Linked DNA regions of Homo sapiens: regions 2 and 3 are each linked to region 1. A link is an interaction called in ENCODE POLR2A ChIA-PET data of the cell type or tissue named here. Cell type or tissue: A673. All regions are shown on one strand. Links, peaks and the distances in the headings refer to the core of each region. The heading gives the core; the rest is flanking DNA.

Evidence for each region. Peaks named below come from ENCODE experiments on the same cell type or tissue, not always from the same donor. Only the 100,000 strongest peaks of a DNase experiment are listed, where the experiment ranks them.
Region 2: POLR2A ChIA-PET joins it to region 1 with 5 read pairs; 2 of 35 experiments call an interaction of 5 or more read pairs at or near these places.
Region 3: POLR2A ChIA-PET joins it to region 1 with 5 read pairs; 1 of 35 experiments calls an interaction of 5 or more read pairs at or near these places.

Annotation. Positions count from the first base shown.
Region 1 is chr11:69,616,798-69,627,337 of GRCh38, reverse strand. No RefSeq gene overlaps it. Among named protein-coding and RNA genes, the nearest start is that of CCND1, 19 kb to the left of the region's middle. In A673, for the core only: no CTCF peak of the experiment used is centred there; DNase peaks (open chromatin) are centred at 2,277, 5,037, 5,667 and 6,247; H3K27ac peaks cover 4,858 bases.
Region 2 is chr11:69,161,179-69,171,718 of GRCh38, reverse strand. LOC338694 (a long non-coding RNA gene) reads left to right here and starts at 157. Exons shown (of 3, transcript NR_104161.1): 1 at 157-520; 2 at 3,280-3,390. LOC105369366 (a long non-coding RNA gene) reads right to left here and starts at 4,918. Exons shown (of 3, transcript XR_950256.3): 1 at 4,811-4,918. SMIM38 (small integral membrane protein 38) reads right to left here. Exons shown (of 3, transcript NM_001369201.2): 3 at 9,279-10,540. RefSeq lists an enhancer at 4,844-5,138. In A673, for the core only: no CTCF peak of the experiment used is centred there; a DNase peak (open chromatin) is centred at 4,988; H3K27ac peaks cover 939 bases.
Region 3 is chr11:71,385,198-71,395,737 of GRCh38, reverse strand. No RefSeq gene overlaps it. Among named protein-coding and RNA genes, the nearest start is that of DHCR7, 58 kb to the left of the region's middle. RefSeq lists enhancers at 5,722-6,221, 6,222-6,723. In A673, for the core only: no CTCF peak of the experiment used is centred there; DNase peaks (open chromatin) are centred at 3,757 and 4,807; H3K27ac peaks cover 2,384 bases.

The DNA.
Region 1 (10,540 bases), core at 2,183-7,182:
GTTTTCGCTGTTGTGGGCTTTTTTTTGTGTTTTGTTTTTTGTTTTGCCATAGAACCTTGACTGGCAATACACAAACCTCCTCAAAAGAACATGAAAAGGAAAATTAGAGGGAGACTGCTGAGGTACTTTGCACAATTGGAAAAATCAGCATTCTCCCTGTTGCAGAGTTCACCGGCACATCCACTCAACTCTGATTAAGGGGCCTTGGTGTTTGTGGGGGCGTTCGGCAAGAGGCCTCTGATTGGGAGACAATTTTGTGGCTTCAGCCTGTAACTTGGGTGCAAGGGATCAGGCACAGTTAATGTGATAACCTTGCAAACCTCTGCTTGTGACCGAAGTGCCTGGCCACCACGAGCCATCATTAAAGACATGCTGCAAACACTCCTGAGGCTGGGAAGGGCCAGGAAGGTGGCACTCTGGAAGGCAGTTGGGAAGAGCCCTTTTATGGCTGGTGTTGGGAGTTTGGAGATAAAAGTCACTGGTCATGTTTATCATCTAGTTCTTTTTTTTTTTTTCTGAGATGGAGTCTTGCTTTGTCACCCAGGCTGGAGTGCAATGGCGTGATCTTGGCTCACTGCAACTTCCACCTCCTGGGTTCAAGCGATTCTTCTGCCTCAGCCTCCCAAGTAGCTGAGATTATAGGCACCTGCCACCGCACCCAGCTGATTTTTGTGTTTTTAGTAGAGATAGGGTTTCACCAGGTTGGCCAGGCTGGTCTCGAACTCCTGACCTCAGGTGATCCACCTGCCTTGGCCTCCCAAAGTGCTGGGATTACAGGCATGAGCCACCGCACCCGGCTATCTTCTAGTTCTAAATGCACCCTGCTATTGAGTTTCATATTTGCTAGATATCAGTGTTTGATATTATCCATGCCCTAGACCAGGGGTGTCCCATTCTTTGGCTTCCCTGGGCCTCTTTGGAAGAAGAATTGTCTTGGGTCACATATAAAATGCACTAACATTAACATAGCTGATAAGCTAAAAAAATCCCCCCAAAATCTCATAGTGTTTGAAGAAAGTTTACGAATTTGTGTTGGGTCACATTCAAAGCCATCCTGGGCCGCATGAGGCCTGTGGGCCGTGGGTTGGACAGGCTTGCCCTAGACTATAAATGTTTTGAGGCAGGAGGGAAACCACGTGTGTCCTGGGGTACTGTCCACTGTAGGAGCTTTGCACAGATGTGTTGGACCAAGGAATGAAGGAATGAATGGACAGAAGTGTTTAAAAACATGTTTTGGGCTTGAAGAGTGATGGCCATTCCAGGTAGGGTGATGGCCCCAAGAAACCTTCCTGAGTACCAGGGTCATTTGAATGTTACCAGGAACACATGGGTTCTTTTTGGCTAATGACTGCTTTTGTGCATTTTTCTGGATTCCTAAATCACCGAGATCAGAAGGCTACTGAGAAGACAAACTCTGTGTGTGTGTGTCTGTGTGTGTGCACGTGTGTGTGTGTGTGAGAGAGAGAGAGAGAGAAATGTGGAAAATCAGGAGGGGTGGGGTGGAAGCAGGATAGCGTGAGGGAGGGAGGGATGGAGTAGTGGGGTGGGGTAGGGGAGGGATAAATAATATCCACAGCCGAGGCTTCCTACCCCCTCTCTGCTCCTGCAGGGTACACCTGGGCTCGCATTCAGCACAGTGTCTTTGCGAGCGTATGCTACACGTTGGTGTCCGTGGAGTCTTTGAGGCTCTGATTTTATACGATATTTCTTTGGTTCAACTCCTCCCAACCCGTTGTGACCAATATGGGCTGAATTCCTGCTGCCCCTCCATTTGGCTGGGAGGAGACTGGAAACTTTGAAACAGAAATGCGTCCTAGGAAATTGAAGGCAACCAAACCAACAGAATGTAAGAATGAATAAGACATGAAGGAGTTTATACAGCGCAAATTCCTTGTCCTAACTTTAAGATCGAAGCAGGGGTCAGTTAGCTGAGCTGATACCATTGATGGGAAACCAAGCTCCAGCTTCTTCCTCTTTCTAAAGGTTAGCAAAGATACACAAACATCCAGCACTAAATATACTTTCCGGTTTGACTTCGGGCATGTGATTCTTGATAGCATCTCTGGGCTAGATGATAATGGAGTTCGGTGGGTTTTCCCAATTAAACAGGGACCATTGAGCAGTGGCCGCCAAGGAAATGGGTCTCTAGTGACAAGCCACAGGGCTCTCTGTTACTGTTCAACTCTCTGCTCAGTGACTTAAGTAAGAAGTCTACAAAGCCTGCTTATCTAACTGTCAAACAAGAGAGAACTTACACTCAAAGGACTGTTACTAAATGCAGATGAATTGGATAAACTTTCCTCGGCTGGCAAAAATCCAGGTTGTTTCAGAGATTTTACTTATACCAATAACATCTTAATACAAAATGCCTTTCTCGGCTGGGCATGGTGGCTCACGCCTATAATCCCGGCACTTTGGGAGACCAAGGTGGGTGGATCACGAGGTCAGGAGATGGAGACCATCCTGGCCAACATGATGAAACCCCGTCTCTACTAAAATACAAAAAATAAAAATAAATTAGCCTGGCGTAGTGGTGCACGCCTGTAATCCCAGCTACTCGGGAGGCTGAGGCAGGGGAATCGCTTGAACCCGGGTGGCAGAGGTTGCAGTGAGCTGAGATCATGCCACTGCACTCCAGCCTGGCGACAGAGCGAGACTCAGTCTCAAAAACAAACAAACAAAACCCCAAATACTTTTCTTATTCTCAGTCTGATTGCCAGCAGCCTAATGCTCTGTGAGCTGTTAATAAAGTTACCATGACAAAGATTCTGGGGTCAAATTAATTGAGTAAATGGTACATAGTTTTGGAGATCCACAATGCACATTAGCAGGTAAAAGGCACTGACAAGTCCTGAAATATAGAAATATCTGTGTTTGCAATCACAATACTCTTTCTATATAATATCTATCAACATCCTTTGGAAGTATTCCAGAAATATTACTTGGAAGATGCTGCCCAGAACATATTTTCCAAAGTGATACAAAAAGGTATAAATAGTTTGTCTTTTTTTTTCCTCAAGAGCCAAGAAGGGCTGTCAGAATATTCTCGAGAAACAAAACCAAATTATAGCAGGCACCTCAAACAATGTGGAAACCTGTTTCCCTTTAGTCCTCACAACACAGGTTTTGCTTCCTTCAGCTGGTTCGCAGGTGTCTAACGATTTTCGTATTGTTTTGAGTTGTATTTTCTTGAATTGCTAGTGACGCTCTGCATTTTTTTCATGGGATGCTTTGTTGTCCAAATTTTTCCTGGTGTATAAATTGCATTTTTTTCTTCTCTGATCACTCATTAACTTGAAACTGGATCTTGAGCTTGCATATTTCACAGCAATACTTCATATATCTGGACAGTTACCTTTTTACTTACATTTATTACACATTTTCCAATGCTGTTGTTCTAATTGTGTTTTATTGTGCCTATGATTCTGTAAGGAGTTCACAACTTTTCTTTTCTTTTTTTTTTTTTTGAGACAGAGTCTTGCTCTGTCACCCCAGGCTGGAGTGCAGTGGCCCGGTCTCGGCTCACTGCAACCTCCGCCTCCTGGTTTCAAGCGATTCTCCTGCTTCAGCCTCCAGAGTAGCTTGGATTACGGGTACCTGCCACCATGCCCAGCTAATTTTTGTATTTTTAGTAGAGATGGGGGTTTCACCATGTTGGGCAGACTGGTGTTGAACTCCTGACCTTAAGTTATCGGCCTGCCTCAGCCTCCCAAAATGCAGGGATTATAGATGTGAGCCACTGCGCCCGGCCCTAGGAGTTCACAACTTTTTAAAGATGCTCAACAGACCCCCATCTTGTCTCTAATAAGATGTTTCCGTTTCTTTAGTCAGAGTTTGTTTCCTTTACACAGATGGGCAAAAAATGTGATTTTATTTTCTTCTAGCTTGTTAAAATAAATAAAAAAAATAAAAAGAATGTTTTCTCATCACACAAATAATACATGTTTATTATAGAAAAAATAAAAATAATTAAAAATAAGGGGTCCAGGTGTGGTGGTTCACGCCTGTAATCCCAGCACTTTGGGAGGCTGAGGCGGGCAGATCACCTGAAGTCAGGAGTTTGAGACCAGCCTGGCCAACATAGTGAAACCCCAACTCTACTAAAATTACAAAAAATAGCTGGGCTTGGTGGCCGGCACCTGTAGTCCCAGTTACTCAGGAGGCTGAGGCAGGGAATTGCTGGAGCCCAGAAGGCAGAGGTTGCAGTGAGCCAAGATCATGTCATTGCATTCCAGCCTGGGTGACAAGAGCGAGACTCTGTCTCAAAAATGAATAAATGAATAAATAAATAAATAAATAAATAAATAAATAAATAAATAAATGGAAAAAAGCACCTGAAATCTCGCTACTCAGACAGTATCGGTAATATTTTTTGTAGATCTTTTCAGACTTCTCTCAATGTTTAAATATAACAAATTAAATTTTTTCCCCAGGATGAGTAAATTCTGGATCTCTCTTGTACCACATGGTGACTAGAGTTAGTAATAATGTATCACATACTTGACAATTGCTAAGAGAGATCTTAAATGTTCTCACCGCAAAAGACAAAATGGTTAACTCTGTGAGGGGATGGATATGTTAATTAGCTTCATGTCAATGATACCTCAATAAAGCTAGAACAATTTTAAGTAAAAATGTAAAATAATATAGTGGGCCGGGCGCTGTGGCTCACATCTGTGATCCCAGCGCTTTGGGAGGCTGAGGTGGGAGGATCACTTGAGCCCAGGAGTTTGAGACCAGCCCGGGCAACATGGTGAGACCTTGTCTCTACAAAAAGTCAAAAAATTAGCCAGGCATAGTGGTGCGTGCCTGTGGTCCCAGTCACTCGGGAGGCTGAGAGTAGGAGGATCACTTGAGCGTTGGAGGTGAGCCATGATCATGCCACTGCACTCCTGCCTGGGCGACAGAGTGGGACCTTGTCTCAAAACCTAAATAAGTAAATGAGTAAATAAAAAGAGGAATTTGGGGATTTCTCAATCAATTCATTACATTCCTAAAAGTAACAGTGAAAAATCATTTGGCCTTTACTAAATGGTGTGTAGGAAAAACAGCTCTCTGGAAAGAAAAGCCCTGATTGGTGCATTTGTTGACTGCTTGATGGAAATACCCACACTGTGGCCACTTTCCTTCCTTCCTTCCTTCCTTCCTTCCTTCCTTCCTTCCTTCCTTCCTTCCTTCCTTCCGTCCTTCCTTCCTTCCTTCCTCCCTCCCTCCCTCCCTCCCTCCCTCCTTCCTTCCTTCCTTCCCTTTCTTTTTTATGGAGTCTCGCTCTGCTGCCAGGCTGGAGTGCAGTGGCGCAATCTGGGCTCACTGCAACCTCCACCTTCCGGGTTCAAGGGATTCTCCTGCCTCAGTCTCCCAAGTAGCTGGGACTACAGGCACACGCCACCACGCCCAGCTAATTTTTGTACCTTAGTAGAGACAGAGTTTCACCATGTTGGCCAGGATGGTCTCCATCTCTTGACCTCGTGATCTGCCCGCCTCGGCCTCCCAAAGTGCTGGGATTACAGGCGTGAGCCACTGTGCCTGGCCACTGTGGCCACTTTCAAGCTATACATGACTTAACAAATGGCTGGCAAATTTTCTGAATATTTAAGAGTTGTCTCTTGCCAGCTGGCAGGGATAAATTTTTCATCTTTATTATGCTGCTTCTTCCTAACAGGAGCGGGAAAAATTCTGTTTTTTATTTATCTTCCTTTATTTCTCCTATTAGGGTCTCACAATGCCCTTTGGGTAAGCATCTTATGTCGCCAATTAAATGGATATACAATTATTTGATTTTTAAATTGCTCTTGAATTCTCTTTTATTTTACATGCATTTTCTAGTTGCATTATATTCATGTAAGATGCACTTGATTAAATGTCTTCTTATGTATCTTCTGGAAGTAATTTACTGGTACTTTTGGTTGCTTTCCTAGGTTTATAATCATGGCTAAAAGACAATTCACATTTTAATGTCTTCTATTCTTATATTTACATGTTATTTCTTTTTCTTATTGATAGCTTTTGCCAGTGTTTCTAGTTTTAATTTAGTTTTATATTAAAATAGGAGTGGTAACCAGACAAGCGAGAGCATGTCCAGATTTTTAGTGCTAATGACTTTCTATTCCTTAAGCAATAATTGGCCTTTTTTTTTTTTTTTAAAGAGCTAGGGTTTTGCTATGCTGCCCAGGCTGGACTGCAGTAGCTGTCTACATGCATGATCATAGCTCACTGTGCAGCCTTGAATTCCTAAGCTTAGTTCATCTCCCTGCCTCAGCCTTCTGAGTAGCTGGGACTACAGGCACACACCACTGTGCCTGGTGGCTTTTGGTTTTAAATCCATAATCTTGGCCAGGTGCAGTGGCTCATGCCTGTAATCTCAGCATTTTAGCAGGCTGAGGAGGGAGGATTGCTTAAGCCCAGGAGTTTAAGAACAGCTTGGGCAACATGGCAAAAACCTGTCTCTACACAAAATGCAAACACTTAGCCGACTGTGGTAGAGTGCACCTGTAGTCCCAGCTACTCATGAGACTTGAGGTGGGAAGATTGCCTGAGCCTGGGGAGGTAGAGGCTGCAGTGAGCCAAGATTGTGCCACTGCACTCCAGCCTGAGTGACAGAGCAAGACCCTGTCTCAAAAAATAAAAAATAAAATTCCATAATCTTTATCATATTTAGAATAAAACCTGTCCCACAAATTTGTAGTGACTTTTTTTCAAATGCCTCCTTGATATTTATTGAGATAATTAAATGGACCTTGCTATTTCTCATGCTAATATGATAAATCATGTAAATCATTTTCCTGCTTGAATGCCACCGATATAGTCTTGGGATAAACTCTTCTTGGTTGCTATAGACCCTTTTTTTTTTTTTTTTAACTGGCAAGAGTCTCTGCTTGTATTTGGAATTTTAAGATAAACCTTTTATTCTGAAATAATTTTTATTTTTTTGAGACAGAATCTCGCTTGTCGCCCAGGGCCCAGGCTAGGGTGCAATGGTGTGATCTCGGCTCACTGCAACCTCCACCTCCCAGGTTCAAGAGAGTATCCTGCCTCAGCCTCCCAACTAACTGGGATTACAGGCATGTGCCACTGCACCCAGCTAATTTTTGTATTTTTAGTAGAGACGAGGTTTCACCATGTTGGTCAGGCTGGTCTTGAACTCCTGACCTCAGGTGATCTGCCCGCCTCGGCCTCTGAAAGTGCTGGGATTACAGGTGTGAGCCGCCATGCCCAGCCAATTCTGGAATAATTTTTGATAGTACAGAGTTCCCATATACCTCTCACCTGGTTTCTCCTATTGTTAACATCTCACATAACCACAGTACATTTGCCAAAGCTAAGAAACCAACACTGATATATTACTGTTTGATATAGTTTAGCTCTGTGCCCCCACCCAACTCTCACCTTGAATTGTAATAATCTCCACATGTCAAGGGTGGGGCCAGGTGGAGATAATTGGATCATAGAGGTGGTTTCCACCATGCTGTTCTCATGAGAGCGAGTGACTTCTTGTGAGATCTGATGGTTTTATCAGGGATTTCTTCTTCCACTCAGCACTCATTCTCTCTCCTGCTGCCCTGTGAAGAGGTTTCTTTTGCCATGATTGTAAGTTTCCTTAGGCCTCCCCAGCCATGCAGAACTGTGAGTCAATTAAACCTCTTTTCTTTATAAATGACCCACTCTTTGGTATTTCTTCATAGCAGTGTGAGAATGGACTAATGCACTGTTCATTAAACCCCAGACTTCTCTGGATTTGGCTAGTTTTCTTATTTGTGTTAGGATAGCCAAGGTCCATGTTCATGACTAATCTTTAAAGCTTCGCTGTTCTTAGTTTGATTCAAAACTCTAATCGTGTCATACTCCCATTGTGTCCCCCATTTTATATATATTTCTAATAGTTGATTTAGTGGAAGGATTATTTGTTCCTTGAAGGATACTAATTTTTCATGGTTTGAACTAAGTTGATAAACATGTGTAGAAGGTTAATATACTGTGATAATATTCTGTGTTCTTTGCTGTTCTAGAAGAATCCAAAGAAAACGAGAGCTATTTTTTTTTTTTTCTGTTTCCTACTTCTCCTTCCAGAGGGCAAGTGATACCTTGAGATAAGAGAGATAAGAGGACCAAGCTGCTCTGGCCCCAGGGAAGGGTTAAGACACTTTTCTTGGCTGGGCGTGGTGGCTCACACCTATAATCCCAGCACTTTGGGAGGCTGATGTGGGCGGATCATGAGGTCAAGAGATTGAGACCATCTTGGCCAACATGGTGAAACCCCGTCTCTACTAAAAATACAAAAATTAGCCGGACGTGGTGGTGCTCACCTGTAGTCCCAGCTACTTGGGAGGCTGAGGCAGGAGAATCTCTTGAACTTGGGAGGCGGAGGTTGCAGTGAGCCGAGATCATGCCACTGTACTCCAGCCTGGTGACAAAGCGAGACTGTGTCTCAAACAAACAAACAAACAAACAAAACAGACACTCCACTTTTAGAAAAGGGTTGAAATTTCTCAAGGGTTAGAGGAAGCTCTAGGGTTTGCAACAGGGCCTGGGAAGGAGTGGCCTAACTAAATGTGGCCAGACCTGGCAGACAAGATGGAGGCTCTATTTAAAAGAGGGGACATTCCAAGAGTGGGAAAGACCCTTGCGGTGTTCCTCCAGAGCACCCAGGAAAGTAGCAGGTCTCTGAGAAGTAGGGGAGAGAGAAGGAGACAGTTTTGGGGTGGGGCTCACTTCTTAGGATCCCTGTGCATCCTGGCATAGCAGGATGGAGCCCACCTTCACGTGGCCAACGAGAGCCACTCCTGGGCAGCCCAGATGGACCAAAGACCAGCGTCCTCTCTCCCACCGTGGAACCATGTAACTTACCAAATGCTTGTGTGACCCAGATGATGCTAACTTTCTGGAATCCCAGGATTGTCCTTGAACCTGGCCTTTCTTCTGTGGACATGCATTCCCTCAGTGATCTCATTCAGCTCAGGGATTTAAGTCCCATCTCGATACTGACCACCCACCCCCACGTTGATGTCTCCCACCTGGAAACCTCCCCTGGTCCCCACATTCATTCATGGGACACCTGCCCCTGCCACCTCGTGAATATTTCAGGCTTCAGGTTAATGAGACGTACCAAACGTGTTCACAACTGAACCCCTGATCCCCTCCCAATCTCAGCTGGTGGAGACTCCATTTCTCTAGTTGTTCAAGCCCAAACCTTGCAGTCATCCCTGACTCACCTTTTCCCCTCACACCCCATACCCACCCCCTCCCAGCTTTCCCTTCAGAATATTCCTAACCCCGACTGCTTCTCAGCACCTCTTCTGCTCCTTTTCTGGCCTCAGCTGCGTTGTCTGTCACTGGGATTATCGCTATAGTCCCCTAGCTGTCCCTCTGTCTCCGCCCCCATATCAGAGTCAGGCTGGTTTCGCTGCAGTAACAAAAAACCCCATCTCTGTGGCTGGAAACAACAAAGGCTCTGTTCTCCTTCGTGCTGGGCACCCACTGTGTGCCAGGGGGCTCGGGGCCCTGGGCGCCAGCTGGTCACCATGCCAGAGGAAGAGAGGGCGTGGCTGAGCTGTCCTGGCTCTGAAAGTGTCTACTCAAGGGACATCACCCTTGCGACATTTTGTTGGCCTTTGAGTGGGGAGGATAGTGCAATCTATCCTGTGTCTGACATGAGACAGAGCTGGGACATCTGTGGCTGGTCCCAGTGCCCCTCGTCCCCCAGGACATTCTCTGTTTCACTCAGAGAAAAGATCAATTCCTTCTGCTGCCCTGAGGTCCTGCACCATTTCTCCCCACCCTCAGTGGGTCCTCCCCACTCTCTCTGGCCTCTGCCCCTACAGTTTCCCCCACACTCACCCTGCTGAGCCCGGCCAGCTTCTCTGCTGAGCCTCTGATGCATCAGGCACACTCCTGCCTCAGGGCCCTTGCACTGGCTACTCCCTTGACCCGGAATGCTCTTTCCCTAGCTAGCTGCAAGGCTGGCGTCCTCCTGGGCTTGAACTCTTCAAATGCTGTGCTCTGGATGTGGCTGTCCCCATCCATCCCATCTGATGCTACAGGGTACCCCCTGCCCAGTGCACCCCACCCCCTTGCCATTTTTATTTATTTATTTATTTATGTATTTATTTATTTTGAGACGGAGTCTCACTCTGTCGCCCAGGCTGGAGTGCAGTGGCTCAATCTTGGCTCACTGCAACCTCTGCCTCCCGAGTTCAAGCAGTTCTCCTGCCTCAGCCTCCTGAGTAGCTGGAATTACAGGCATGCAGCACCACGCCTGGCTAATTTTTGTATTTCCAGTGGAGTCGGGGCTTCACCATGTTGGTCAGGCTGGTCTCGAACTCCTGACCTCGTGATCCGCCCACCTCGGCCTCCCAAAGTGCTGGGATTACAGGCGTGAGCCACCGCACCCAGCCCATTTTCTTTTGCTCTGTGGTATGCATTGCTTTCCCAGCATGCTCTGTAATGTATGGTATTTATTGTGTAAATCCTTGCAGTAGACCGTGCACCCTGTGAGGCAGGGCCTGGGTTTGGGCTCAGCTGTGCACCCTGCAGGTGCTCACGG
Region 2 (10,540 bases), core at 2,946-7,945, 460 kb after region 1:
TGCCCTCCCTAATGTGGGTGGGCCTTACCCAATCAGTGGAAGGCCTGATTAGAACCCAAATGCAAGAGAGAATTCTGCTGCAGAAGGCCTTCAGGCTCCATCTGTGAGGTCAGCTCCACCTGCTTCTACCACAGACAGCCTTCAGACTAGAACCATGGCATCGGTTCTCCTCACTCTCCAGCCTGTTGGCTCATCCTGTGGATTTTGGACTTGCCAGTTCCAACATGGTTCAAGCCAATTCCTTATCACAAATCTCTGTCTGTATATCAGCACATCCTGTGGGTTCAGCTTCTCTTGAGAACACTGACCAATCCAATCACCGTTACTCCCGATGACTTGTAGGTGAAGCCCCTTAAGGAAAATTTCTTTCACAAATGAGAGCTAGGGAAAGATTTACTCTTCCTGAGCAGCTAAAGTATTTTCTCCAATGGCCACGAGAACCTTAAACCTTTCCTTCTTTCCACGCTCCCATTGGCCGCCAGGAACTTGCAGCTTGGCTACAGCAATCATGAAGGACCTGGTGGGTAACGTATCTGTCCCTGGACTCGCCTTCCTAACGTAGCTGCTTTTTTCCCTCGGCCCTGACTTTCTACTTCTAGGTGAATATTACTCTTGTACTGCCTGTTTTTCCCACAAAGTGCAGGGAGTTCAAAATGCCAGGCCACATGTCCGAGGATTTTCCCTCCCCTTCCGCTGGCCCCTGGCCCATCTGCTGGCTGGGAAGGAGCTGGCTGCATCTCTCCTTTTGAACTCCAACTCTGGAGGTGGGAAGCTGGCTGGAGCCGCCCCCAGGGCAGAAAGAGGAGAAAGGGCATCAGAAAGACAGGTGCTCAAGACTGCAATCAGGCAGCTGTCCACACTGTCACAGTGAGCACCCGCCGGATACCAGGTGTATTAGTCAGGGTTCTCTAGAGAGACAGAACTGATGGAATATATCTACATGGGAGTGTATTAACTCACACAATCACAGGGTCCCACAATAGGCCGTCTGCAGGCTGAGGAGCAAGGAGAACCAATCTGAGTTCCCAAACTGAAGAACTTGGAGTTCGATGTTCGAGGGCAGGACGGATCCAGCACAGGAGAAAGATGTAGGCTAGGAGGCTAGGCCAGTCTCTCCTTTAACATTTTTCTGCCTGTTTATATTCTAGCCTCGCTGGCACAGCTGATTAGATTGTGCCCATCCAGTTTAAGGGTGGGTCTGCCTTTCCCAGCCCACTGACTCAAATGTTAATCTCCTTTGGCAACACCCTCACAGATACACCCAGGATCAATACTTTGTATCCTTCAATCCAATCAAGTTGACACTCGGTATTAACCATCACACTGGGGGCTGGGTGAGGGGGGACCTGGGGATGTGGGTGAAGACATCAGGAAGGACGTCTTGAGGAACCTGCTGCCGCCAATGTTAAGATCACTGCTGGGATGGCCTGGGCTGCTGGGGACAGCTCACTCAGGCCTGAGGCCTCAGGGCACCTGGGAGATGGCATCACCTGCCCCCTGCCCATGCCAGCTCCAGCCCACCTCAGCTTACCTCAAACTCCCATGAGCAGAAGGCTTTACAAAAGGTGGATTGTGAAACCCCCTCCCACCCATAAAGACACCCCATATAGATGCCTGATAGCAGCCAAGCCCAAGCCCTCGTCCTGCCCTGCTGTTGACTGTGAGAAGAGGGAGTGGGGGGAGAGGGTGGCCATTTTTCACTGCCTGATTCCCCTGCTAATTTCTGTCCTTCTGAGGACATGACAGGAACAGCCAAAGGTCACAGGGATTTGTGTTCCCGACAGGCAGCAAATGCTTTTGAGGAGGCGGAGGATGGGGTGCTGGGCCAGGCCATCATTGTGGGTCCTAGCCTCAGAAGGATTCCAGGGAAGGGAGGACAGGCATTTGGGGAAAAGAGCTGCCTTCTAGACAACACAAAGGCTGTCCGTGTGTCCTCGGTGTTTCCAGACTTTTGGAGGTGGGGCAGCCTGTGTCTGTCTTATGAGTGAGGAGGTTAGAGGTAGGTTTCCCAGAAGGGTGCATGGGTCAGGGACTAGATGAAGCTGTGTAACAAAAGAGGCTCAGAACAGATAATAGCTTCATTCTCCTCCATCTGCTGCCTGCATCACCTGCAATCCATGGACTCTCCCTTTGCCATCCTTAACAATGGAGACAATAACTCCTCCCTACAGGAAAAGCAGAATCTTAGCCACGCTTAGCCACCCCTAACAGGGCAGCACAGGGGCTCACTGATGCCCTTTCTCCTCTTTCTGCCCTGGGGACGGCTCCAGCCAGCTTCCCACCTCCGGAGTTCAAAGGAGAGATGCAGACACCAGTCACTGCCTTCCAGCAAGACCCATGTCCCATGCAATCCCAGCCGAGCTTGGCCAAGCCCTCTCTCACCCCACCACATTCCCGGCTCACAAAGCTCTGGGCTAGCACTCCACAACTCCGTAACTGGCACCCCAGTCTCTATGAGTACAGTGGTCCTCCCTTATCCACAGGGAACACATTCCAAGACCCCCAGGGGAAGCCAGAAGGCATGAATAGTATCATATACACTTTTTATGTACATACATACCTATATACATGTCTCCTGTACATGCATACCATGATAAAGTTTTATCTAAAAAATAGACACCAAATGAGATTAACAATAACCAATAATAAAATAGAACAATTGTAACAATATGTCAACATCACTACTTTTTTTGGGGGGGGGTGGTAAGGGGACGGAGTCTCCCTCTGTCACCCGGGCTGTAGTGCAGTGGTGTTATCTCAGCTCACTGCCACCTCCACCTCCTGGGTTCAAGCAATTCTCCTGCCTCAGCCTCCCAAGTAGCTGGGACTACAGGTGCCCACCGCCTCGCCCAGCTAATTTTTGTATTTTTAGTAGAGACGGGGTCTTGCTGTGTTGGCCAGGCTGGTCTCAAACTCCTGGCCTCAAGTGATCTGCCTGCCACGGCCTCCCAAAGTGCTGGGATTACAGGCGTGAGCCACCGCGCCCGACCTCAGCATCACTACTCTTGTGCTTTGGGGCCATTATTAAGTAAAAGAGGAGGAGGGTACCTTAAACACAAGCCCTGCAGTATGGAGCAAATGGATCCCACACTGAGAGGGCTCCCAAGTAACTTGCAGGCAGGTAGCATCAAGGCGTGGAGGTGCTGGACAAAGGGATCACTCACACTTCAAGGGGGATTGAGCAAGATGGAATGGGATTTCATCACACGACTCAGAATGGCATGCCACTTAAAACTGAGGAATTATTTATTTCTGAAATTTTCCATTTCATACTTTCAGACTGGGCTCAGCACATGTGCCCAGGCCACCCAGGTAGAGGTGGAGGGCATGGGATTCAAGCCCAGGCCATCGTTGGCTCTGAACATATACCTGAAACAACCTCCCTACCAGGTGAGTCTGTGCAGAATCCCTTCTCCCTCTCTACCCTCTCCCTCCCTCCCGGCCCCTCCAGCACCACACCCAAGACCCTCAGTGGGTGCCTGAAGCCCACTGTTGGGCTCTGTTTTCTCTAAGGACTTCCCCATACCCCCATCAAGCATCCGGGCCCCATTCTGTGCCCTGAGCACTTGGCATCTCCAGAACCCCTCTGCCCTGCTGCTCCAGGACCCAGAACTGCTCTCTCTCTCCCCATCTCCGACCCCACTTCTGGTAACAAGCATGTAATTCCCCCTCTTTTGCTCACACTCCACACACACACATCGCTGGATCCCTGGTGACTATCCCTGGGCTGTCCCCTGAACCAGGGGCTGGGGGCCTACATTTTGCCCCGGCAACTCTCTCAGATTCCCGCTTCCTCTCACATAACTGTTACAGTCCCAGCTACCCAAGCCTCTGCCCAGCTTCGTCCCACCCCATCAATCAGTCACCTACATCACTCCCAGGAGCCATTCTCAGGAGCAGGTCCAGGAGCAGCACTCCCTTACTTAAACACCCTTGATAGCCCCCTCCTGCCTGTACACCAAAATCCAAACTCCTAAACAACCCTCAAAACCCTCACAATTTGGACCCAACCTGCCTTGCCATCGTACGTCTCTTCATCCCCTCCTCTATGCACTAGCATCTGAACCAGAGGGTCTCAAATTTTGCAGGGTATGGGAATCAGGCAGGGGAATTATTAGTCATATTCCTGGGCCCTGCTCTTGGAGTCCAGCTGGTCTTCGGGCCTGGGAATCTGCACGTGTCACCAGCTCCCCAGGTGGTCTGGGGAGACCTACAGAGGATCATATCCTGAGCTTGCCGGGAGCTCTGTAGCCTCCAGGCCTTTGCTCACACCGTTCCTTCTGCCTGGAATGCTGTTCCCTTCCTACCAGCCTAGCAGAGTCCCCCCAGTCCTACCTCTAGGGACACCTGCTCCAGAAAGCCTCCCACAGACCCCAAGAGAGAGCAGCGCTCCTTCCCTTGTGTGTGTTCCAGGGCACTCTGCCCTCTCTTACAGCCTAAGACTGTCTGCCCAATGTGGGTGCTATTTACATGCCATCGGTCTGTTTGTCTGTTTGTTTGTTTGTCGAGACAGGGTCTCACTCTGTCACCCAAGGTGGAGTGCAGTGGTGCAATCTCAGCTCACTACAGCCTTGACCTCCCAGGCTCAAGCAATCCTCCCACCTCAGCTTCCCCAGTAGCTGGGACCACAGGCATGTGCCACCACGCTGGTTAATTTTTTTGTATTCTTAGTAGAGACAGGGTTTCACCATGTTGCCCAGGGTGGCCCCAAACTCCTGGCCTCAAGTGATCCTCCCACCTCAGCCTCCCAAAGTGCTGGGATTGCAGGTGTCAGCCCCCGCTCCTGGTCTACGTGCCATCTTTTACTCACTCATCTGGGAGCCGTTGGAGGCAGGGGACACTCCACCCAATCCCCGAGGCCGGGGCTTGTAAGTGGGGGCAGGTGCGCTCTGAGGCTCCAGACCTTGTCAGGGTCCCTGCCGCCAGCACACTGCTGGGGATCCCCCTGCAGGCACATCGGGCTTAAAAAGGAAATACACTATTTCATGACTTCACTTCTTTTATTTTTAGAACAAGTGACTCATCTCCACCACAGGGGCTCTGTGAGCTGCTCCCGGACAGGCTTACAGAGGCCAAGCAGGGAGTGAGAGGCTCGAGAGGGCTGCAGCTGCCCCTGCCCACACTCTGAGGCCCATGAGTGGCTGAGATGCAAGGCAGTCGGTCGTTCCCACTGACCTGCCCCTCCAAAATAGCAAGTCTGGAGAAGCCGGGCACCTGCAGAAGAGGTGGCTGCGGCAGAGGGTGCATCCATCTCGTCCCGCCTAGGAGGGGAGAGGTGGATGAGATCAGAGAGTTGTTTCTCAGGGTCTCACCTCACCATCTTTTCCTCCACATGCAGACCGGCCATGGCCATGGCCACAGCCACGGGCTGCCCAGGTGTGTTGCACCTGCCTGGCTGCATCCTTTCTCACATACCTGCCTCCACAGAGGAAAAGCTGGGAGCAGTCTGGGGACCCAGAAGAGCCACCCCTTTCCCGGGGCTGTGGCCCCGTTGGTGGGGGAATGGGGAGGAGGAATTCCTAGTGATGAGATCCGTGCCCAGGACCGAGGGCCCACAGCTCACCTTTGCCTGGCCTCAGTCCACCTCACCCCTTGGTGTGATAGCTCACTCCTGTAATCCCAGCACTTTGGGAGGCCAAGGCAGGTGTATTGTTTAGCCCAGAAGTTCAAGACCAGCCTGGACAACATTGCAAGACCCTATCTCTACCAAAAAAAACAATTGGCCAGGCACAGTGGTGCACATCTATAGTCTCAGCTACTTGGGAGGCTGAGACAGGAGGATCATTTGAGCCTGGGAGGCAGAGGTTGCAGTAAGCCATGATTGTACCACTGCACTCAGCCTGGGCAACAGAGCAAGACCCTGTCTCAAAACGTAAGGGAACAACAGCTCCCTAAGCTTACTACTACTACCCTTAACTACTCATTTCTTAGAGCCTTGCTCACTATACTTTCCAATCTGTGTAACCCACTTGTTTCTTCATTTTTAAAAAATGCATGCTCATTACAGGAAAACTAGAAAATCCACAAAAAATTCATATGGGGCAATAAGGATAGGGTATGCGCAACATGCTATTAATTATGGGAGAAAATGAGGTTGGTGGGAGAAGACATTTGCATTTGCCTGGAAGCACACGGGATATCTCTGGATGAGACACAAGAAACAGGCAGCTCGGGCTGCATTGATGGAGGGAGATGAGATGACTTGGGGTAGGCAGAATCCTTGCTCATGGTATATCCTTCTGCAGTTTTCAAGGAAGAGGAGGAGAAAGAGAAGGAGAAACAGAGAACGAAGATGCAGAAATTAGGAAACAGTCCCCAGGACCACCCTCACTTCTGACAGCAATTGGAAGTTCAGGGGTCCTCAAGTTCATCATCCTCCATTTCAACAACCCACTGAAAGTTGTAATGGTTACAGTTATGGTTTATTACAGTGAAAGGATTAAAATCAGCCAAGGGAAGGCATGCATGGGGCAGAGTGCAAGGAAGTTCCAATCTCCTTCTCCCAGTGGAGTTATGGACCGCATGAATTCCTCCCAGCAATGGTGCGTGATGAGATGCGTCGAGTATTGCCAAGCAGATGTCCCCGGAGCCTTGGTGTCCAGAGTTTTTACTGGGGCTTGATCACGATCACGTGGGCATGATGCACTGATGCCCAAGTGACTGACCTTTAGTTTTCTGCCCCTCCAGAGGTCAAAAGGAGACCACGTGACCCAAATGTCCCCTCATGACAGGCAAACAAAGATGCTCTTCTCAAGCAGGACATCCCGAGGGCCTGGAGATCCCCTCCCAGGAACCAAGGACAAAGACTAGACTTCTCTTTGGGTCAGATTCTTTACTACACTTTACTACATCCTGTCCTATAAACAGGATGACCAGCCATCCCAATGTGGCCACGACCCTCCCCATTTTAGTGTTGAAAGTCCCATGGCCCAGGGAACCCCTCCACCCCAAGTACTCACCCTATATGGAGGCACCCACCATCGCCACCCGCAAAAAATGTGATGGCTTTTTTCTGTGTCTTCTTGGCTCCACGGTAGTGACAGGTCCAGGAGCACAGGACTTGGCAGCCGTGGGGAAGGAGAGTCAGCTTCTGTGCTCTGACAGTCCAAGTGGAGTCCCCAGCCCACAGTGGTCCCCGGCCACAGCCCCTCCAACGAGGCTGTTCCTCTAGCTTATCTAGGCCTCCTAGTCTCAGCAACATGGCAAAGCCACCAGCTTCCCCTGCAGGTCACCTGGGCCCCCAGGCCAAACACCAGCTTTGTGTGGGCTTCTCCACCAGCCTCGACACTGTCAGGGTCTCGTGTCCATAATAAATCTTGTCTACAGCACCCATGGCGATTGCACATGAAAACAGACTAAAGGAAATCACTGTGAGCCCTAACTTGATCACCCACAGTGGCCAACCATGTTTCTGCTCTTTATGTTGCTCTTATAAATGGGGTCTTTCATGCTTCTCATCTAGTGGATTGCTGTGTGTATGGTTTCTCTGTATTGATCTAGACCCACTCACTTGACTGAATTCTGGTATTAGCATTTGCAATTGCTTCTGGTTGACTCTCTTCCATTTTCCAAGAAAATCATCCATCTCTCTGTAAATAATGATTTTCCTTCCCAGTGTTTGCACCTCTGATTTCTTCCTCTTTTCTAATTGTTTTTCTAATACCCAACCATCCTTGCATTTCTGGAATCCATTCCGCTCAGTTGTTGCAATGATTTACTCCCCTAATGTGCTGCTTAATTCAGGGACTTAATATTTTTACATCAATGTTCCCAAACAACACTGGTGTGTGTTTTCTCTTTCCATGCCATCTATGATGGATCTTGGCATCAATGATATGCTTGTTACATAAAAAGAAGTTAAAAATATTCCTTCTTTTATGCTTTAGAACAGTTTAAATAGTGTTTAATTACCTGTTCGTTTTTGGTGTGGTTGGATCCTCCTATAAAACATTCTAGGCCTGATGCTTTTTTTTTTTTTTTTTAAGGAAAGTCGACTTTGACAACTTTCTATTTCTTCTATGGTAATCAATTTGTTTAGACTTTACATCTCTTTTGGAGTCTTTTTTAAAATAAATTATATTTTCTATGTTTTCAAAGTCTCAAAATCTTTTATGTATCCCAGTGCCAGTTTCCTGTGGTTATTTGCCATTTTATGTCTCTGCGGTTGTTTTCCCCATAGACTTTTATTTCATTTATGTTTTCTTCTTTTTTCTTGATAGGATTGACTAACAGCATCCTTTTTTATGCCCCTGAAAAATCTGGCACTTGGGTACATTTGTTAATTCTATTGCTTCTTAATGCATATATTTCCTCTCTTATCTTTATTTCTTCCTTCTGTTTTTCTTAGTTTTTTCTATTATGTTCAATATATTGAGCCATATGCCTAATCCATATGTTTTCATTCTTTCTATTGGTTAATATGAATATTTAAGGCTATAACTTTCCCTTCAAGAATTGCTTTAGCTGCATCTCATAGGTTCTGGTTTGCAGTCCAAACATTATCACTCAACCCATTTATGCCTAGTGTTCCATTATTGGAATGCTGAGCATGTGGGAGTTATTTATATATCCTACTGCTCAAGGTCATCACCAAGGTCTGATTGCAAAAATTTAAAAAACGGCAACCTCAGGCATAAATGGACTAAGAACCTCCTCCAAGAAGCTCCCTCCTGCGTTCCTGTAACACACCATGCATTCACCCGCCACCCTTTTACTGCATTATGAAGGTCCAGCACAGCACTGTCCATAACAAAAATAATATAAGCTACCTATGTGATTTTAAATTTCCTACTAGCCATATTAAGACCTATTAAAAGGAATAGGTGAATCAACCTAAATGCCCATCAATGGTAGACTGGATAAGGAAAAAGTGGTACATATACACCATGGGATACTATTCAGCCATAAAAAAGAATAAGATCATGTCCTTTGCAGGAACATGGGTGGAGCTGGAGGCCATTGTCCATAGCAAACTAACACAGGAACAGACAACCAAATACCACATGTTCTCACTTGTGAGAACACATGGTCACATAAAGGGGAACAACAAACACTGGGGCCTACTTGAGGGTGGAAGGTGGGAGGAGGGAGAGGATCAGATAAAATAATTCTTGGGTACTAAGTTTAGTACTCAGGTGACAAAGAATCTGTACACCAAACCCCCATGAGTTTACCTGTATAACAAACATGCACATGTACCACTGAATCTAAAATAAAAGTTAAAAGTTAAATAAAATATCATGGCCAATAAGTAATGAAAATAAAAGAAACAGGCGAAATCAAATTTAATATTTTATTTAACCCAATCTGTCCAAAATAGTATTATTTCAATGCGTAATCAATATAAAACCATTACTAATGAGATTTTACATTATTTTTCTGTGCCAAGTCTTCAATAGCCAGTACGCATTTTACTTACATCATATCGCAATTTGTGGTGGCATTTTTACTGTTCAATAACCACACATGCTTAGTGCAGGTCTAATATCTGTTTCCAGGTCTCTCTGCCCACTACCCTTACCTCCCTGACTGCAAGCTACCTGAGGGCAGGTGCTTTGCCTTATTCAACATTGTATCTGTGGTGCCTTGAATACTGCAAGCACTCAATGAATGCTTGCTGACTGCTTGCAGACAGGGTGGCTCAAACAGCAGACATCTATGTTCTCACAGTTTTGAAGGGTGGAGTCGGCTGGTTCTTCCTGAGTCCTCTCATCTTGGCTTGTACGTGGCCATTTTCTCCCTGTGTCCTCACCTGGCTCTGTGTGTGTGTGTGTGTCTGGGTCCTAATCTCCTCCTCTGATTAGGACACCCATCCTTTGGATTAGGGCTCACCCTAATGACCTTATTTTAACTTTATTCCCTCTGTAAAGACCATATCTTCAAACACAGTCTCTTTCTGAAGTATTAGGCATTAAAGGTTCAACATATGAATTGGGGGGAAGACATTCCAGCCCTAACACTATCCTTTTATGCCTTTTATACATCTGCTGTCCATCATCATTATTCATTTATCCATCAATTCTTCACTGTCTCCGTTCCATGGGCTACGGTTTACATCTGTGGCTACCAGCTGTGAGCAGAGGCATGTTCCCATGTGTCTCTAAGAAGGAGCATGTCTGTCTCAGCCTTGGACTTCCTTATTAAAACATTTTCTTAGGAGGCCCCAAGGAGCCATGGGGAGCCATGGAAATCTCCAACCTCTGACTCCAGATTGGAGCAGCCAAGGACAGCTTGACTCAGCTGCTATTCCTGAAGGGCAGACAACAGCAAAACCAGCACATAAGGGTACCACAAAGGTGCCCAAATATCCAAAATAGGGTCCAAGACAAAGACCATCATTACAAAGAATGGCCAAGGGGCCCGTGGCAGAGACCACCCAGTTGCCTGCCTGATCGCCATTTTGCCTCTGTTTCTTTATAACAAACTTGGCATTCAGGATGGCTAGGAGACCAGCTAACAAACGCCACTATCTCTCAGCCTCCTGTGCATCCAGGGATGCCACGTGACATCATTCTGGCTTATGAGATGGAAAACTAAGGGT
Region 3 (10,540 bases), core at 2,766-7,765, 1.8 Mb before region 1:
CCCAGTACTTCACACCCTGGGGCCACTGTGCACCTGTCCTAATCATCCTGAGCCAGGTACCAGACATCCACGGACAGCCCCCATACCCAGGAGCCCATCTGTAGGGAGTCTGCCATCTAATCCAAGTCTCCCCACAGTCCTAAGAGGTGGCTGGGATGGGTATGGGTCTATTTTACAGACTGGGAAACTGAGAGTGTCCCGGAGCTCATCGGAGCAAAGCTGGGATAAGGAGGAATGTGTTTCTGTGTCCATGGTCTGGGTCTCTCTTGGGTGGTGCAGGGAACCAAGTGCCTCTTGCAGGCGGTACTCATGTTGCCTGGGTAGTTAAGGAGAAGCCCACCTCATCTGCGGGCCTGGCTGCCAGGGGTGGCTGATGTTTCTCCCTAGGTGCTGTTTGAGATTTTCAACATACCTGCCCTGTATTTAGCTAACCGAGGAGTCCTTTCTCTGTACGCCTCTGGCCAGACCTTCGGTGAGTAGCCCTGTGGGAGCCCCATAGCCTCCGCCTCCCTCCGGCTGAGACGCTCACCACTGCGCGCAGCCCACTCCCTCCCTGACCAGTAACGAAAGACAAAGACCCACACAGCTCGCACTCTCCAGACCCTTTCATCCCTCCTGGTTAAATGATTCGCTCCCAGGTTTTAACAGTTTACTTTACTCACTTTTTTTTCTTAATAGCTTTCTCGAGGTGTAATTGATATACGATAAATTGCATGTGTTTAAAGTGTACAATTTGCTAAGTTTTGACACATGTGTCTACTCTTGAAGCCTTCAGAACCAAGATAATGAATGTATCTGTCACCCCTAATCTTTTCCCTGGCACCACACAGTCTGCCCCTCCAGTCTGTCCCCAGAGAGCCACCAGCTGCCTTGGAGTCTGCATTTTCTAGAATTTTGTATGAATGGACCAGAAGGTCAGCACTTTTTTGGGGTTTCTTTTTTTTTTTTTTTTCACACAGTGTAATTACTTGAAGATTTATTCTTGTGTGTGGGTTGAGAGTTCATGTCTTCTCATTGCTGGATAGTAGCCCATCTTATGAATACATTGTACTTTATCCACTTGTGAACGAATATTTGAGTTGTCGGTTTGGGGCTATTGTAAATAAAGCTGCTATGGGCCGGGTGCAGTGGCTCACGCCTGTAATCCCAGCACTTTGGGAGGCCGAGGTGGGCGGATCACGAGGTCAGGAGATCAAGGCCATCCTGGCTAACACGGTGAAATCCCGTCTATACTAAAAGTACAAAAGATTAGCCAGGTATGGTGGTGGGCACCTGTAGTCCCAGCGACTCAGGAGGCTGAGGCAGGAGAATGGCATGAACCTGGGAGGCAGAGCTTGCAGTGAGCCCAGATCATGCCACTGCACTCCAGCCTGGGTAACAGTGCAAGACTCCGTCTCAAAAAAAAAAAAAAAAAAAAAAAAAAAAAAAAAGCTGCTATGGGCATTTGTATACAGTATAAGTACTGTGTAAGTATTATTTGTCAATTAAAACAATAAAAGGAAAAAAAATCCTGGTATGATTTTTCCTCTTCTACCTTTTGGACCACTACTGTGAAACCTGCATGTGTGGTGTCATAAGAAAACTTGTGGGCCACCATCCACAACAGCCAGCCCTTTTGTTCCTTCTTGTGCACTCCCCTTTCGGGGAAGAAAGCTGGCTCCTGAGAATCTTTGTCTTCTCCTCTGTTAGCTCCCCTCTGCCTTCTCTCACTGCAGATATAACAATTGTAAGGGATGTCATTGGCTTTGCATTATGGTACCAGCATGTTCTCTTGTCTAGGCATGACTGTTGAATCTGGAGAAGGAATGACACACTTCGTGCCCATCGCTGATGGCTGTCCTTTGCATCAGTCAACCTTCCAGGTGGACATAGCGGGCCAGGACCTAACCTCGTACCTCCTGCAACTGTTGAAAGACAATGTGCAATTATTGGTGGGCACAGGTAGGAAATTGCTATTCTTGGCTGGGTAAACTAGTCTCTGGGGTATAATAGCCTTCTTTGCTAGCTCAACCTACAGCCCTCAGTGTGTAAAGCTAAGACTACTTAACCATCATTCAAGTTCTAAAAACAACTTTATTTATATTTAGGGACATTTAGTGGATTGATGATGATGATAAGGACAATGATAATGATGATAACGATTATGGTGGTGGCAATGACGGTGATAGTGATGGTGACCATGATGGTGATGACAGTGATGCTGATGATGGTGATGGTGATGGTCATATGGTGATTGGTGGTGATGGTGATGATGGTGGTGGTGATGGTGATGATGACAATGATGGTGATGGTGATGATGATGGTTATAGTAATGGTAACAATGATTGTGATGATGGTGGTGGTGGTAATGATGGTGATGGTGATGATAGTTATGATGACAGTTGTTAAGATGATGATGAGCTAAACTTTATAGAGAACTTATCCTGTAGAAAGCACCAGGCCAAGTAAACATTTCACATGCATTTTCTCATTGCTTCTCACTATAACCCTACGAGAGGGAACAATTATTTCCATTACAAGAGGAAGATGCAGCCAGGTGCAATGTCTCATATCTGTAATCCCAGCAATTTGGGAGGCTGGGGTGGGAGGATCACTTGAGCCTAGGAGTTTGCGATCAGCCTGGGCAACACGGCAAGACCCGGTCTCTACAAAAAGATTAAAAAATTAGCAGGGTGTGGTGATGAGCAACCTGTAGTCCCAGCTACTTAGGAGACTGAGGCAAGAGGACCACTTGAGCCCAGGAGTCAGAGGTTATAGTGAGCTCTGATGATACTACTGTATGCCAGCCTGGGTAACAGAGCAAAGCAACACCCTGTCTCTTAAAAAACTAATAATAACAGGAAGAGGCTCAGGAAGGCTATTAGAAGATTTGCCCAACATTCCATAAATGATAAATGGTATAGCAGCTGGGATATGAACCCAAGGCTCCAGGTAAGGTGCCTGTCCTTCTCTGCACCCAGTTCCTGGACTAGATTCCCAGCCTGTATAACCTGCATGACACCCATTCCCAGTGAGCCTACAATCTTGCATCCCAGGGTCTTCCTTGAAGACCAAGAGGTCTGTGTCAAAAGCGATGCAAAGCATGGAATCTTAAAGAATAACAGCAATTAGAGGGAAAGTGAGAAGGGTTGCAGGGCAAAGTCATAGCATGTTATTGATGCCTCACACCTGGTGAGCTCTTGGTGAGCATCGTTGCCTCTCGTCCTTCCAACAGTCCTGCGAATGATCATTTATCCCATTCTTGCAGATAAGGGAAGGGAAGGTTTAAGAGGTTAATGAAGTTTCCTAAAGCCAGGCATTGGGTCAATGGCAGAGATGGGATTTGAACCCAAATTTGCCTCATCAAAGCCCCAACTACATGAAGAAAGGAACAAATATCAGGAGAGTGCAGCATCCCAGAAGCCGAGGAAAGAAGGGAGTGATTAATAACCTCAGCTGCCGAGGGAAAGAGGTCAGGAAAGAACCAAAGAGTGTCCTCAGGTTTTTGGATCTAGGAGTACAGAACAGACCCAGGCAACAGCAGGTTAGGTGGAGCGAGTGAAGGTAGAAGGCAGACGTCAGGGTGCTGAAGAGCAAGTGACATTTCCAGGTGGGCGGTGCAGAGTTCCCCGATCCAACTCAAAAAGAGTGATAGAAAAAGTGTAAAACCATAAGCGAGAAGACACAGCTGGGTTTAAAGCCTGTTGTCAGCCATCCAAAAAGAGAAGGAGTGTATGTAACCTTCCAGATATTTCTGGGTGGGGATTTTGATCCACTGTGGGCAATTCTCCAGAGAAGAGGGCAGCTGTGAGCAGGCGGCAGCTGGGGGATGGGGCACCAACAGCACCGCTCATAGCAGTAGATAAGAAAGTCGGGTTTGCTTTTCCAGCTCCCCCCCACCCTCCCCCAAACATACACTGTATGTAGAAGGAGATCAACTTCTGAAACGCTGAAATTTCCTAATCCCTTTTATCTTAGTTCAAGACATACTTATTCTACTCTTCCACAAACTCAGGCTCAACACATGGCACAAACAAGAGTGCCAGGAGTGTGAAATGGAAATAGAAATGACAGCTCCAGTGGTGCAGCCTCAACCTCACCAAAGGTGCTTCTGTGAACTCATCTCATTTTCATGCCTTTTTCTGTTTGGCACTTTTCCTTTGTCCCACAGGGGATCGAGAGTACATCCGGGACATGAAGGAGAAATGCTGCTATGTGGCTTTGGACTTTGACAAGGAAAAGATGAAAACTGATTCACCTTCATGCCAACAGAAATATCAGCTGCCTGATGGCCAAGAGATCACCGTTGGGCAGGAGAGCTTCTTCTGCCCCGAGGTGCTCTTCTAGTCAAAACTCATAGGTGAATCCGCAGGAAGGGGACAGAAATTAGCCTGGACATGAGCAAGCGAACACCCTGTAAGGAAGAAGGGGCCAGGCATGGTGCCTCACGCCTGTAATCCCAGCACTTTCGGAAGCTGAGGCGGGTGGATCACCTGAGGTCAGGAGTTTGAGACCAGCCTGGCCAACATGGTGAAATCCCGTCTCTACTAAAAATACAAAAATTAGCCAGGCAGGGTGGCATATTGCCTGTAGTCCCAGCTACTCAGGAGGCTGAGGCAGGGGAATCGCTTGAACCTGGGAGGTGGGGGTTGCAGTGAGCCGAGATTGCACCACTGTGCTCCAGCCTGGGCAATAGAGCGAGACTCCATCTGAAAAAAAGAAGGACAGCAAGGAAGGAAGGAGGGAAGGAAGGAAGGAAGGAAGGAAGGAAGGAAGGAAGGAAGGAAGGAAGGAAGGGAAGTAGGGCTGCCAGGAGGGGGTGTGGTTTGAGTAGCAAACAGGCACACTGTTTCAAAAGCTCCTCTGACACCAGCTAACACTCACTAGGCACTTACAGTCTGCCTGTCACTTCACTGACCATTGCGAGTGTTATATCCTTGAATCCACCCCCAAATCCACCTCTGTAAAATTATCCCATTTTACAGAGAAGGAAACTCACCAAAAAGGTCTTCTCTTTCAAAATGTATTGTTTGTACTCTGCCTACTTACAAAATAATCTGAAATATAAATTTCAATACAATTTAAGACAGACATGTAATCACCCTGGATTTGGAGGGAGCTTTACAAATGTGGCTGATCTAGAGACTTTGAGTTAGCATGGAGCTGCCTAAACGCTTCAGCTGGTACATTTGTCCTGGTGGAACGGGAGAAATGACAGAGGGTGAAATCCCTACTGGTGGGGAAGATGGAATCTCCCTGGTCGACATGGAAAAGCAGGTGTTCCCCGGAGTCCAATTCTTCATTTGTTACCTTCATAAAGGACAACGGGGAATTAAGGGTGGGGAAGTAACCATTTCCCCAGGTTGAGGACTCAGTGAGTACCTGGCACTTAGAATCTTCTGTAAGTTAGTTGGTTTATCTCTGTGTTCCTCTCTTCAACTGTGCAGGGGATGGTCTGGTCACGTGCACCACCAATGTGAAGTAGAGAAGAAATTGAGGTTCTTCACCCACTGTGGGGAAGTTCTCCCCGGGGTCTGGCTGGGTCCCAGTGAACAGGAGCACCACCCCAGATCGGTGAAACTAGCAGGGCCTTTCTGCTGGGCCTCTCTTAAATGCCCCTTGGGGTTAGCCTTTTGTCATGAGTCCAAGGTTATTCGGCAATTTTTCCTCACAGGCAAGAGGCACGGAAGGCACCACGCAGCCTTCCCAGGGGCTCACAATTTTGAACAGAAAATATTAGGTTGGTGCAAAAGTAATCGATTACATTTGCACCAACCTAGTAATACAAGGCACACATCTCTTCAGGGCAGTTCTCATTATATTTGAGTTTATTCATGTGGCCAAATGATGAGCCAAGAAAGGAGGGATCAGTGTCATTTCTCAAAGACTGCCTGAAGGAGGATGCTGCCTCGACAGGAATCTTTTTATACAATTGATATCAAGGCATTACATGTTAAGAACTGTCAATAACAGTTGAATATAAATTCTCCTGGAGGAGAGTGGAGAATTCCTATTTATTTCCTCAACCAGGAGCAGCTGAGTCCTGTCATCTGACCGGGTGGCTCCCTGCATTCCCTGATGGGAGCCCAGCTAAGCTAAGGTTTGCCTACCTTGCTGGGTGTTACCTAAGGCTCAGGGAGGTTTCCAGCACCCAAGGCCTTCCGCTGGGAGGCAGGGGCCCAGGTGTGCAGCCGCCAAGCCTCTGGCTTCCAACATTCTTTCTCCCTCTGCCTGTCCTGACAGGGAAAAACACCCCTGGCATCCACACGAAGGCCATCCAGAGCATCACTTCCTGCAACCCCGACCTCCAGAAGGTTCTCTTTGGCCACATGCTACTGTCCGGAGGGACGGGCTCCTGCCCCGGCTTGCGATTCCGGATGCAGAGAGAAATATCTGAGCTGGTGTCCCCTACAGTTTATGTGAAGGTGAGGCTTCCCCAACCCATCCCCTCTGGGAGCGCTTCAAATTCATTCCACAGATGTACCTTGAACGCATCAGATACGCCAGGCACGGCTCCTGGCACCTGGGAAGTCCTTCTGGGAAGTCTTTGGAGCTTTCACTCTAGTTGCCGGGGGAAGCAATAAACGTCATGAATAAACATGAAGGGGACATGAGTGGCATGTCAGGAGGGCTGTGATCCATGGGGAAAGTGCAGCAAAGGACGGGGTGGGAGGGAGTGTGGGCAGGGCCGGGGGTGCTGAATACAAGGTGGGCCAGAGTGGGCCTCCTCAAGAAGAGGACATTGGGTAAGCACTTGAGGTAAGGGTGAGCCATGTGGATATCTAGGGAAGAACATTCAGCCATGGGGGGAACAGCCCATGCAGTGGCTCAGAGGCTTGCTTCCTGGAGGAAGGGCAAGGAGGGGTTGGCTGGGGCCGAGTGAGCAAAGGCAACAGGAAAGCAAGGTCAGAGATGCCGCAGAAGGACATCCATTCCAAGAGGGGCTGGAAACCCCCGGCAGGGTTCAGCAGAGGAGAGACATTGTCCAAGTAGGCTCTGGAGAACTGCTCAGGCTCCTGTGCAGAGAGTAGATGTCATAGGGACACAAGGTGTGGACAGTCAGGACATTAGGACTGTTGGGATGTTGGGACTGTCAGGACATTGGGACTGTCAGAATGTTAGGACTGCCAGGATTTGGGGACTGCTGAGATGTCAGGACTGTCAGGATGTCGGGACTGTTGGAATGTTGGGGCTGTTGGAATATTGGGACTGTTGGGATGTCGGGACTGTTGGAATGTTGGGACTGTTGGAATGTCGGGATTGTTTGGATGTCGGGACTGTTGGGATGTTGGAGCTGTTGGAATGTTGGGACTCTTTGGATGTCGGGACTGCTGGGATGTTGAGACTGTCGGGATGTTGGGACTGTTGGGATATTGGAACTGTTGGGATGTTGGGACTGTTGGGATGTTGGGACTGTTGGACTGTTGGGACTGTTTGGATGTCGGGACTGCTGGGATGTTGAGACTGTCGGGATGTTGGGACTGTTGGGATGTTGGGACTGTTGGGATGTCAGGATTGTTGGAATGTCAGTACTATCGGGATGTTGGGACTGTCAGATATCGGGACTGTAGGGATGTTGGGACTGTTGGGATGTCAGGACTGTTGGAATGTCGGGACTGTAGGGATGTTGGGACTGTTGGGATGTCAGGACTGTTGGAATGTCAGGACTGTAGGGATGTTGGGACTGTTGGGTTGTCGGGACTGTTGGAATGTCAGGACTGTTGGGATGTCAGTACTATCAGAATGTCGGGACTGTCGGAATGTCGGGACTGTTGGAATATCGGGACTGTCAGAATGTCGGGACTGTCAGGATGTTGGGACTGTCGGAATGTTGGGACTGTTGGGATGTTGGGACTATCAGGACGTCGGGACTCTTGGGATGTCAGGACTGTTGGAATGTCAGGACTGTTGGGATGTTGTGACTGTCAGCACGTCGGGACTGTTGGAATGTCAGAACAGTCAGGATGTCGGGGACTGTTGGAATATCAGGACTGTTGGGATGTTGGGACTGTCAGGATGTCAGGACTGTTGGGATGTTGGGACTGTGAGAATGTTGGGACTGTTGGGATGTTGGGAGTGTTGCGATGTTGGGACTGTTGGGATGTTGGGACTGTCAGGATGTCAGGATTGCTGGTGTGTGGGACTGTCAGGATGTCGGGGCTGCTGGTATGTGGGACTGTCAGGATGTAGGGACTGCTGGTATGTGGGACTGTCAGGATGTCGGGATTGCTGGGATGTGGGACTGTCAGGATGTTGGGACTGCTGGGATGTGGGACACACCTGGCCTGGCTGGCTGGGGCAGGAGGGGCAATGTCACTCACTCATTTCCAGTTGAGCTCAGCAGCTGTCCCATGAATGCAGCCTCCCTTGGTTAAATGAAAGCACTCTTCCCCCGTGGGAGCCCCACCCAGGTTTGTCCCCAGTGGACACTTTCTCTGGCTTCCTCTGTGTCAGAGGCCTCACAGCCTCTGATGTGGGGTCTTTGGGGGCTGTCACTGCAGGGCATCCCTGTCGAGCTGGCCCTGAATCCTTCCCATCTCACCAGCTGGCCCTTGAGCTGGCTGCAAATCCCACAGGCCAGTTGTAGGGCGCTCTGTAATGGGGTCTCCTGCAGGTGCACAACAGACTCTCACCAGAGGGACACCATCACTCCCCTCGGGCCTGTCACCAGGGTTCACAGCCACCCTTTGTATGCTCCGTGTGGGCGGGGCAGGGGGGCGGGACCTTCCAGACACCAGGGTGGGCAGGGGCGTGAGTGGCCATCTCAGCACTTCTTGTCCTCCCTAGACCTGTCTTACTGCCCTTGTCCCCTCCACTCCAGCCGCCAGCTTTGGAACAGGACACTGCAAGGTGACTTCCTCCAGAGTCTACAGGCAGGAGGCAAGGACTTACTCCCTTTTGCCCACAGCCCCCCAAACTTTTCTCGAAGATTATATCACCCTATCACCCATCACTCTCACCCCCAACCCTAGGGGCCTCAGATCTGGTTGCAGGCAGATGCGCTCAGAGGGAAGGGTCTGGAACGTGTCCTCAGAGCATCTTCAGCTGCCTCTGAGACTCTCCTTGCCCATCTGACAGTGTTCCCTGTACCCTTCCTGTCCTTGCTCTATAGACCAGGGTGAGATTTGAAAGAGAATGCACAGCAGTGGTGCCTGTCCCAGGTGGTCCCTAACCCTCCTCCGTAGCAACAGACAAGCATCAGGAATTACAAATGCATCAGCCAGGATTACACAAAATATCTTCCTACTGCCTTGTCACTTCCCAAGTCTTCAGCCCTCTTCCTGTAGGCCATAAACATTCATGGGATGCTGTAAAACTGTTATCCGTTTCCTTCCTCCCTAAGTCTGCAGCTCTCGTTAGACCATCTTATGTTATATCATAGGCATTTACATTCTATTAAAACCATCACCCCTCCCACCTTCTCACTCCAAAGCCCTTGGCTGTCACTTCATAGCCTGTTTCTGGTCTCCCTCCTCTCAGCTTTCTGGACGACTCCAGGCTCTTGTGTGTAATGAACTTTGACTGAATCAGAACAGAAGGCTACTGCTTAGCCCAGCATGGAAAACAAATTAAAATTGAATATCATACTTTCATAACTTCCTTTTTTTCTCTTTCCTTTTTTTTTTTTTTTAAATAAGACAATGTCTCACTGTCACCCAGGCTGGAGAACAGTGGCATGGTCACGGCTCACTGCAGGCTCAGGTGATCCTCCCACTCAGCCTCCCAAGTAGCTGGGACTACAGGCGTGTGCCTCCATGCCCGGCTAATTTTTTTTGGTTCAGGTCTTGGACTCTGGGCTCAAGTGATCCACTTACCTCAGCCTCCCAAAGTGCTGGGATTATGTGCAAGCCACCATGCCTGGCATACTTTTATAGGTTTCTTGACCACATTTGCAAAGGGGATCTTTGGGCCATCTCTGTCCTGCCAGCATGTGGCTGGGTTGCATTTGGTCCAAGCCCTTTCATCCTTCTGAGTCCTCAAGGTGCCCTCCACTGCCTCCTCCCGCCAAAAACTCTCCATGAAGCTTGATGATGACATCGCCCATTTCCCATTACTTGGCAGTGATTTAGCTCTTCTCTGCATAATTTCTCTCCATCTAAGCCATCTCTGAAAGAGGTACAGTGGTAGATTCTCCTGTAAGCATCCATAAAGCTCATTAAATTGTTGCCTAAAGAAAATCCTCTCCCTGAAATGAGTTCATCATCCACCTTGAGAGAACAGCTCGTTTCAATGGGGGCAACTTTTCAAATAATTGTTTCTCCCAGCAGCCTAAATCTGCTGTAATAAATGTTCTTGAGCTAAAACTCTGCCCATTATTCCCCCTTATTTCTTCAGAATGTTATTTTACCCTTAGATCCATTTCTAGATGTGGATTTTGGAGTCAGAATCATGCACAATTTGAGGCTTTTTGAATGGATGACCCAATTGCCCACAGAAACACTGAGGCTCCCATCTGTCCCGGCGAGGGCTGAGCCAGCTCTGGACCACGTCCACGCCAGCACAGTGTCCTTTGTTCTCAAAACCCCTGGGCACCTGGGTAGATGGAGAAGAAATGTTTGTT